2 separate regions of the Homo sapiens genome follow, and region 1 is linked to region 2. The links are chromatin contacts, found by Hi-C or POLR2A ChIA-PET in ENCODE. All regions are on one chromosome and are shown on one strand. Each heading gives the region's core, a stretch centred on a gene start or an enhancer-like site at or near the end of the contact. The rest is flanking DNA. Distances are from core to core; before and after follow the strand shown. Region 1 has its middle 36 kb from the start of TNPO3. Region 2 overlaps AHCYL2 (adenosylhomocysteinase like 2).

Evidence for each region. A loop is a pair of places that touch in the nucleus more often than their neighbours do. ChIA-PET counts read pairs that join two places held with the same protein, here RNA polymerase II (POLR2A). Pooled maps may share reads with other maps.
Region 1: a pooled map shows a loop between it and region 2 (4-fold over the local background). The contact joins two enhancer-like sites. A Hi-C loop is called at or near these places in 2 of 37 single-sample maps with no recorded cell type and 5 of 50 pooled maps. POLR2A ChIA-PET finds 5 or more read pairs at or near these places in 2 of 52 experiments (GM12878 and OCI-LY7).

What each region holds. Positions count from the first base shown.
Region 1 is chr7:129,089,030-129,093,704 of GRCh38, forward strand. It overlaps the pseudogene LOC112267982. Among named protein-coding and RNA genes, the nearest start is that of TNPO3, 36 kb to the left of the region's middle. RefSeq lists an enhancer at 829-978. Within about 2 kb of position 2,647, at least 2 of the 41 ENCODE cell types and tissues checked have a DNase peak (open chromatin) inside an H3K27ac peak, as active enhancers do.
Region 2 is chr7:129,268,991-129,273,674 of GRCh38, forward strand. All of the region lies in intron 1 of AHCYL2 (adenosylhomocysteinase like 2), which reads left to right. Among named protein-coding and RNA genes, the nearest start is that of AHCYL2, 46 kb to the left of the region's middle. RefSeq lists an enhancer at 2,798-3,092. Within about 2 kb of position 1,906, at least 2 of the 41 ENCODE cell types and tissues checked have a DNase peak (open chromatin) inside an H3K27ac peak, as active enhancers do.

The DNA of each region.
Region 1 (4,675 bases), core at 1,397-3,896, 180 kb before region 2:
CTTAGGTGCATAATCGATTTTGACTTAATTTTTATACGTGGTATAAGGTATGAATTGAAGTTCTTTTTTTCTTTTTTTGCATATAGCTATCCAACTGTTCTAGCCCAACTCACTGAAACTATTCATTAGAAATTATCCTTTCTCATTGCCTTTGGGTCTTTTTAAAAATCAATTGTATATGTGTGTGTATGTGTGTCTGAACTTTCTATTCTGTTCCATTTGATCTGTTCTATTTGAGCTGTCTATCATGATGTTAATAGCACCTCATCTTGATGACTATTATTTTTTATGAAGCCTTGAAATCAGGTGGTGTTAGCCCTCCAACTTTGTTATTCTCTTTCAAAGATGTTTTGGCTAATCTAGATCCTTTGCATTTTCATGGGAATTTTTAGACAGTTTGTCAGTTTCTATAATTTTTTTTTCCCTGTAAAGCTGAGACAGAAACCCAGGGCTCTGAGGTCAGTCTGCCTAGGTTCAAGTTTTATCTTTACCTCTTCATAACTGTCTGACTTTGGCCAAGTTACCTAACTTCTCTGCAATTCCATTTCTCATTCACAAAGCTGAAATAATAATATTATCAATCTCATGGGGTTGTGAAAGGGCTTAGATGAAGTAATGCAGATAAGGCTGAGAGAATGAAAATACAAACAGACAATGGCCAGATCATATATGACAATAGAACTCTGGGCCACAACCTCTGCAGCAACCCATCCAGGAAGCCAAACCACAGCCTCTGCAGCAATCATCCCAGAACAGTCAGAACTTGACCAAGTCAGTAAGTGCAGCTGCCCTAACTTCTGCCCCCACTTCCAACTCAGGACCAAGCACAGAAAGCCAAATATGGTCCCCAATCCAATCACACTGGATGCTCAATTTCTAGTCAGCCTACCTCTAGCTTTCCCATGCCAACAAGCTCCAATCAAGGCATAGCTGAAGACTTCCCTTTTTTTCACTATAAAGCTTTGCACAGCCCTGCCTGCCTGAGTCTCTGACAAATGCGAGTGATGGTGGCTGAGACCCTGGCTAAAGCAAGCGCTGAATAAACAGCTTCTGTTTCTTCTCACTTGGGTGGTTTTTGTTTATTTCCACAGTGCTTAACACTGTGCTCGCAGAGTTAGTGATTGCCCAATACATTTTATATAGAGCAGTAGAATTGCTTTGTCGTATGAAACTTTAAAAAGAATTCCAATAGATAAATAAAAGTGGCATTTCAACCGTTTATTTTATCTAAGTCAGCCAGTAATAAAGGTAGGACTTTTGCAGTGATCTCAATAACATTAAATGAACATGATGGCTGATCCTTGCAACCACAAGGTTTTTTAAAATCCTGATTCACATAATAAGAAGTTGCAAATGCCAAATTTCTGTTTTCTTTTAAACAGGTCACTTTGCAATTAAATATTTGCAGAACCTCTGAAGCACCTCTTCAAAACTCTAGGGCTCTCAGAAACGTGGAGTAAAAACTTACCCTGATGTGAGGTCAGGGTACAGGGTCTTGATTTCAGTCCTAGTGATGCTGCCACTCTGCCGGATAACCTTGGGCATGACACTTGACCTCTGAGATTTGTTCCTCCCTTGTAAATGGAAAGAGCTGAACTAAAGAACTTCTCAAAATTTAGTGCGCATGGATAACCACATGTATATACTGGAGGAGGGTGCGTGCCCATTTAAAATGTAGGTTTCTGACCCACCCAGTGGCGTCTGAGTCAGGGTCCTGGAATCTGCATTTTAACAAGCACAGCTGATTCTGGTGCTAGTGACAATTGGGCACAATTTGAGCAGCACAGGAGCAAATGGTCTTTTAGGTCCCTTCTGGCTCTGATGTGTGTGATTCAGGTGAGGTTGTTGAAGAGAAGTGGGCTGCAGCATTGGGAAAGGAAAAGTGAAGGAGAAAACCATTCAACAGTGGGGAAAATTTTGTTTTTTTAAAAAGCCTATTGTGTCAATATTCTACTTTATTTCTTTTTTCTTTTCTTTTCTTTTCTTTTCTTTTTTTTGAGAAGGAGTCTCGCTCTGTCGCCCAGGCTGGAGTGCAGTGGTGGGATCTTTGCTCACTGCAACCTCCACCTCCCAGGTTCAAGCGATTCTCCTGCCTCAGCCTCCCGAGTAACTGGGATTACGGGCACCCACCACCACGCCTGGCCAATTTTTGTATTTTTAGTAGAGACAGGGTTTCCCCATGTTGGCCAGGCTGGTCTTGAACTCCTGACCTCAAGTAATCGGCCTGCCTCGACCTCCCAAAGTGCTGAGATTACGGATGTGAGCCACCGTGCCCGGCCAGCATTCCACTTTTGAAAGCCCCCGTGACCCTGGTCCAGAAGGACTTTGATTCCTGGCCCTGGTCTTCAAGCTCTTTGCAGAGGCAATGCACATTTTATTCTCCATGAGACCACAGGAAGAAAAAAAAACACCCTCAAATTTCCCAACCCCATGCCCTAAATTTCAATGCGCCAGAGATGAAATGCAACTTGCGAAATGCCTCCCTGCTCTTCTGCTCCACAGTTTCTCCATAGCTTGGCTTGGGGCAGGAGGGGACAGAGGAGGGTTTGGCCAGTCGGGGGTCTAGCCCTCAAAGCCAGATTAAACCCAGGCCACAGCGACTCCTCTCAATTCTGCAATTGGGTCCCAGCTCAGTGTGGCCATATCGCCCTCTTGCGGTAGAAAGCGGGACTCCGCCTGGCTAGGGGAACAGACGCCAGGGGCTGACTGTAACAAAGACCGGAAGCTCTTCTTGGATCCAAGGCAGGTGCAAGGAGGGAAAAAAGGTATCACCAGAGGGACGCTCTTCATTATGACTTTTTCTCTTTTTCCTCACCCTTTCTGCTTCCCAAACCCAGTTCTCCCACTTATCGTTGCCCACTATTAAAAACTGCTTTGTAATGAGAAAACCTGCAGTTTACAAGGTGTTTTCACAAACTTCATCTTATGTAAGCCACTCTCACTGCCTTTTCTCACTTCTCTTCCTCTTCCAGAATGAGAAGAAAAAAATGGAAAAAACAACAAACAAACAACAACAACAAAAAAAAACTGAAAAAAAATTACAAATGCCTTTCTAGTATTTTGCAAAAGGGTAGGCCTGCCCACACCCTTGGTTTAGGTTCCAGGACCAGTTATCTTGGAGCTGAGATCATAACCTTCACCCCTGTAAGGACCCCTTAGCTTTGTGGTCACAAATAGAGTCTTAAACTTGCCAGGGCTTGGTCACAAGAAGAGAGAGCAAAACATATGACCAAAGCGGCACAAGGCCGCTAAACAATTATTTTTGTTTCATCAACTGTTTTTTTTTTTTTAAGAGACAGGGGTCTCAGTGTGTTGCCCAGGCTGGACTTGAACTCCTGGGCTCAAGCAGTCCTCCCACCTCGGCCTCCCAAGTAGCTAGGATTACAGGTACACACTAGTGTACCTAGTGTACAGTAGTGTAACTAGTCTGGCTAGTTAATTAACTTTTAATTTAATTTAATTTTGAGATGGAGTCTCCCTCTGTCGCCCAGGCTGGAGTGCAGTGGCTCGATCTTGGCTCACTACAACCTCCACCTTCCGGGTTCAAGCGATTCTCCTGCCTCAGCCTCTCGAGTAGCTGAGACTACAGGGGAGTGCCACCACGCCCGGCTAATTTTTTGTGTTTTTAGTAGAGACGGGGTTTCACCATGTTAGCCAGGATAGTCTCGATCTCCTGACCTTGTGATCCACCAGCCTCAGCCTCCCAAAGTGCTGGGATTACAGGCATGAGCCACCGCGCCAGGCCTATTTTTTTGAGATGGAGTCTCACTCTGTCACCCAGGTGGGAGTGCAGTGGTGCTGATCTTGGCTCACTGCAAACGCTGCCTCCAGGGTTCAAGCGATTCTCTTGCCTCAGCCTCCCGAATAGCTGGGATTACAGGCATGTACCACCACACCCAGCTAGTTAATTAACTTAAAAAAATAATAATCAAATTATGGGCTGGCCGTGGTGGTTCAGGCCTGTAATCCCAGCACTTTGGGAGGCTGAGGCGAGTGGATCACTTGAGATCAGGAGTCCCAGACCAGCCCGGCCAACATGGTGAAACCCCATCTCTACCAAAAACACAAAAATTAGCCGGGCATGGTGGCGTGCACCTGTAGTCCCAGCTACTCAAGAGGCTGAGGCAGGAAAATCGCTTAAATCCGGGAGGCAGAGGTTGCACCAGGTAGAGATTGCACCACTGCACTCCAGACTGGGTGACAGAGCAAGACTCCATCTAAAAAAAAAAATTAATCAAATTATAACAAAAATTGAAAAATGCACAAATCATAAATGTACCATTCAAATAATTTTCACAGAGTACACCTGTGTAACTAAGCCTCCAGATCAAAAAAGAGAACATTACCAGCATTCCCTAATGCCCCCCTTCATGTTCCTCCCAGTCACAAATCACCCCCACTGTAACTCCTATTATGATTTTTAACATCATAGATTAATTTTATCTGCTTTTGAATTTCATATAGAAGGAATCACACAATATGTACTCACATATATGCCTTTTGCTGAGCACTGTGAATTAATCTATGTTGTTGCACACCATTCTTTCCTATTGTGCTAGTATGCCATTGTAGAAATATACCACAATGTATCCATTTTATTCATGGTAGACATTTTGGATATTTATAGTTTAGGGCTATTATAAGAGTGCTTCTTTGAACATTCTTGTATTCAAGA
Region 2 (4,684 bases), core at 656-3,155:
ATCTATTTTCTGTCTCTGGACGTTTCATATAATTTGCCTATTCTGGACATTTCATATAAATGGGATCATAACCATATGTGTAGACCTTTTGGCTTTCAAAGTTTCTTTTTTTTCTTTTCTTTTTTTCCTAAATGATTCCTGTTTTTTTTTTTTTTTCACTTACTCTGTTGCCCAGTCTGAAGTGTGGTGTGGCACGATGATGGCCCAGTGCAGCCTCAACCTCCCAGGCTCAAGCCATCCTCCCACATCAGCCTACTGAGTCCTACTGGGACCACCATGGTGTGCACCACCATGCCTAATTTTTTTTTTTTTTGAGACAGAGTCTTGCTCTATTGGCCAGGTTGGAGTGCAGTGGCACAATTTCAGCTCACTGCAACCTCCGCCTCCTGGGTTCAGGTGATTCTCCTGCCTCACCCTCCTGGGTAGCTGGGATTACAGGCACGCATTACCATGCCTGGCTAATTTTTTTTTTATTTTGAGTAGAGATGGGGTTTCACCATGCTAACCAGGCTGGTCTTGAACTCCTGAGCTCGTGATTCACCCACCTCAACCTCTCAAAGTGTTGGGATTATAGGCGGGAGCCACTGTGCCGGTTTTGTTTTGTTTTGTTTTGTTTTGTTTTTTAATAGAGATGGGGGTCTCACTATGTTGCCTAGGCTTGTCTTGAACTCCTCGGCTCAAGCAGCCCTCCTGCCTAAGCCTCTCAAAGTGTAGCCACCATATCCGGCCCTAAATGAGTTCTTTTTGTATTCCGTAATTTTTAGAGTTCACCTTAAATTTTACAGTGTCTATAGATTGATAAATTTGCTTGATACTTAATTCATGCTTATATCCTTATCACTAAATGCATAATATATGTCAAATAAATTATTTGTAATGGATTTTTTATGGACATTAAAATATATTCTTTATTGATATTGTTCCAGTGTCTGACTTTCATTTATAATTTCATATTACCATTTTTGCTCCTATCTACTACTCACTTTCTAGCTAAAGTGTTTATACTTACAGTGATGGAAAGTTTTTGACTTGGGCCTTCCTTATTCCTGCGTATTATTTAATTTTACAGTGTTTGGTAGAAGCAAGGTCAAAAGTTTACTGAAAAGAAAATGAAGCCCATTAGGAGACTATTAGGTATATCTTAATATTTCCTTTCTCAGTTCCTTTAGATCCTTCCTCATTGTATTATCTGGGTCACACTGGTTGAGGGATTCTACCTTCCTAATGTAACGTCAGTTGTGTTTAGAACTGCCTTGACATACGTACCTGCTTGATTGGCGTCCTCTTCTATTAGTCACCAGAGTACAGAGATACTCAGTTCCAATGATAAAAATAGTATACATTCCCTTTAGTTAGAATCTTCTTAGTGCAAATAACCTTGGACCTATGGGTCCTGTCCATGATAAAAGGCAGAACATTTTTCACTTTTTTCTTTGAGTTTCTCTTCCTGTGACTTCCCCCTCCTTGTTATATGTTTTACATTTGACAAAGGGGGAAAGAACACTCAAGATTCCTAGTCATATGCCAGATAAATATATAATAGACATTATTTTAAATCTATAGCTGAGCTTGTGAAAAAGTAAGGAAAATCCTTAGGGGCAAAAAAATGATGAGGGCATTGAAAATCAGTGTTAAGTACATAAGCTAAAGTTACGGCTGCTCTGGATGACTAAGAGACTTAGTTTTAACAACCACATGGGAATAAGAGACTTTTTTACTCCCTTGCAGAAAGCTAAGTTCCTCAAAGGGTTTCCACATTATTGAAAAGATGATCTAGAAAAAACATTTGCCCCATGGCATAGAGAAATGTCAAGGAAGTTTGTCCACTCCGTGTGGGCTTTAGGTGAGAAAGGTTTCTCTGAGAATTTGTTACCTGGGGTTGTCTTCACATAGGTTCAGTTTAGAATGTTCCTCTTTTTCTGCAGTCCAGGAAACCCAAAGCCAAGAAATTAACATATAAAGTAGTCTTGAATCTGCAACAGTCCTACGGCATCAGGCTGAAGCAAGTGCAAAACTTCTCTATAGGGATATCCTCAATCTAGGCCACACCAAATCTCACAGCTAAAGGTGCTCTAAAAAAAAAAAGTTTGGGCCGGGCGTGGTGGCTCATGCCTGTAATCCCAGCACTTTGGGAGGCCGAGGCGGGCGGATCACGAGGTCAGGAGATGAGACCATCCTGGCTAACACGGTGAAATCCCGTTTCTACTAAAAATACAAAAAATTAGCTGGGCGTGGTGGCAGGCGCCTGTAGTCCCAGCTATTCGGGAGGCTAAGGCAGAAGAATGGCGTGAACCCGAGAGGTGGAGCTTGCAGTGAGCCGAGATGGTGCCACTGCAATCCAGCCTGGGCAACAGAACGAGACTGTCTCCAAAAAAAAAAAAAAAAAAAAGAGTTTTAAAATAGACCTTCAAAAAATATAGTCACTGAAACTTAAAATTTGGTGGACAATATCAATGGTAGAATGGATACATTATGGTATATTCATAGAACAGAATACTATTAAGCAATGGAAATGAATAAATTGCTGCTATGCATAAGATCATGGCTGAATAACAATAATGTTGAAGGAAGGAAGCCAGATGTAAAATAATATATACTATGTTATTTTATTTATATAAAGCTAAAAACCCGGGTGCGGGTAACATTGGATTTTTGTCCTGGGTGATAGTTACATGGCTGTTTCACTCTGTTATAATTCATTGAATTTATAATTTGTATACTTCCTCCATTTAATAGAAAGCAGATAAGGAAAATGTAATAAATGTCATAGAAAAGATAGGATAAATAGAAAGCATAATAAAAGATGGTAGAGATAAATCCAAATGCATCAGTAATCATACTGAACATAAATGAATTACACTTATTGAAACAAAGACAGATTGTTGTAGCATGTTTTCAAGATGGCTGATGTTAGTTCCTTCCCTCCACATGTGCACCACCCCCATCTAGTGGTGGAGTTTATTCCTCTGTTCATACCAAATCTGGGCTGGCCTTAGTGACTTGTTTGGTGAAATGTGGCAGAGATAACATTCTGGGACTTTCAAGGCCAGGTCATGAAAAGTTTTGCAGCTTCCATCTAGGCCTATTTGAACATTCTCTTTTGGATTGCTGTGCTATGGAACATTTAGTCTTGGAACCTAGCTGCCATGCTGTGAGGAGTCCAAGCCAGATGGAGAGGCTCAGCTGAGCTCCTAGCCAACAGCTAGCATCACTTTTCAGCTACGTGAGTTCCAGTTCCAGTGGGCATCATATGGAGAAAAGCCCAGGCCCTAGGCGTATGGCTCCCAGTCTAGTTATCCTCAATCAATGGAGCCACCTTACCTGAGGCCCCAGATGTTATAGAGCAGACACGAGCTGTTCCTGCTATACTCTGTCTGAATCAGAATTGTGAGTATAATAAAATGGTTGTAGTTTTATGCCACTAAGCTTTAGGGTAGTTTGTAGTGATAGATAACTGAAACCAAATTTGGTACCTTGAAATAAGGTGCTGCCAAAACCTACAATTTGCATTGGCTTTGGAATTTGGTGAGGGTTAAAGATGGAGGGACCTTGAGAAGACAGTGAAGGCTTGAAACACAGAGAGAAAAGTGTTATTGGAGGCTGGGAAAAGAGTGAACCTTTGTTATATAGTGATTCAAGGTTTATTGGTACTGCCACATGTGGTTACATAGACCATAGAAAATGTATCTAATGACTTCAGTGTATCTAAGGAGATTTCTAGGCAGAATGTTGAAAAAATGTTACCTAGTTTTTTCTAAGTATGATAAGGTACAAATTGATAAATGAACTAAAAAATGAACTACTAAGTTTTAAAACAGAACTTAGAGGAAATATTTCTAACCCAGGAATGGTTGTGTTATTATAGAAAATAAAACTTTTTCTCATCTCTAGTTGCTTCAAATGGCCAATGACTTTTATTTTATTATTATTATTATTATTTTGAGATAGTTTTTCTGTCACTTAGGCTGGAGTGCAGTGGTGCTCACTGCAACCTCTGCCTCCCGGGATCAAGTGATTCTCCTGCCTCAACCTCCTGAGTAGCTGGGATTACAGGTGCCCGCCATGATGCCCAGCTGTTTTTTTGTATTTTTGGTAGAGACAGGGTTTCACCATATCAGCCAGGCTGGTCTCAAACTCCTGAGCTCAAGTGATCCATCCGCCTTAGCCTCCCAAAGTGCTGGGATTATAGGCATGAGCCACTGCGCCTAGCCTGACCAATGACTTCTAAATAAATGGCTTCAGAGGAAAGATAAAATTCAAGATGCTACCAATAAAATATGGCCTCAAAGTAAAGATCTCAGTGATGCAACTGTAAATCCCTTTGCTAAGACTTTTTTTTTTTTTTTTTTTTTTTTGAGACGGAGTTTCGCTCTTGTTGCCCAGGCTGGAGTGCAATGGCATGATCTTGGCTCACCGCAACCTCTGCCTCCCTGGTTCAAGCAATTCTCCTGCCTCAACCTCCCTAGTATCTGGGATTACAGGCATGCATCACCACGCCTGGCTAATTTTGTATTTTTAGTAGAGACGAGGTTTCTCCATGATGGTCAGGCTCGTCTCGAACTCCCGACCTCAGGTGATCCGCCCACCTCGGCCTCCCAAAGTGCTGGGATTATAGGCATGAGCCACTGCGCCTGGCCGACTTCAGAAAGATTTAAGACAATGCCTCACAAAACCTTTCAATTAG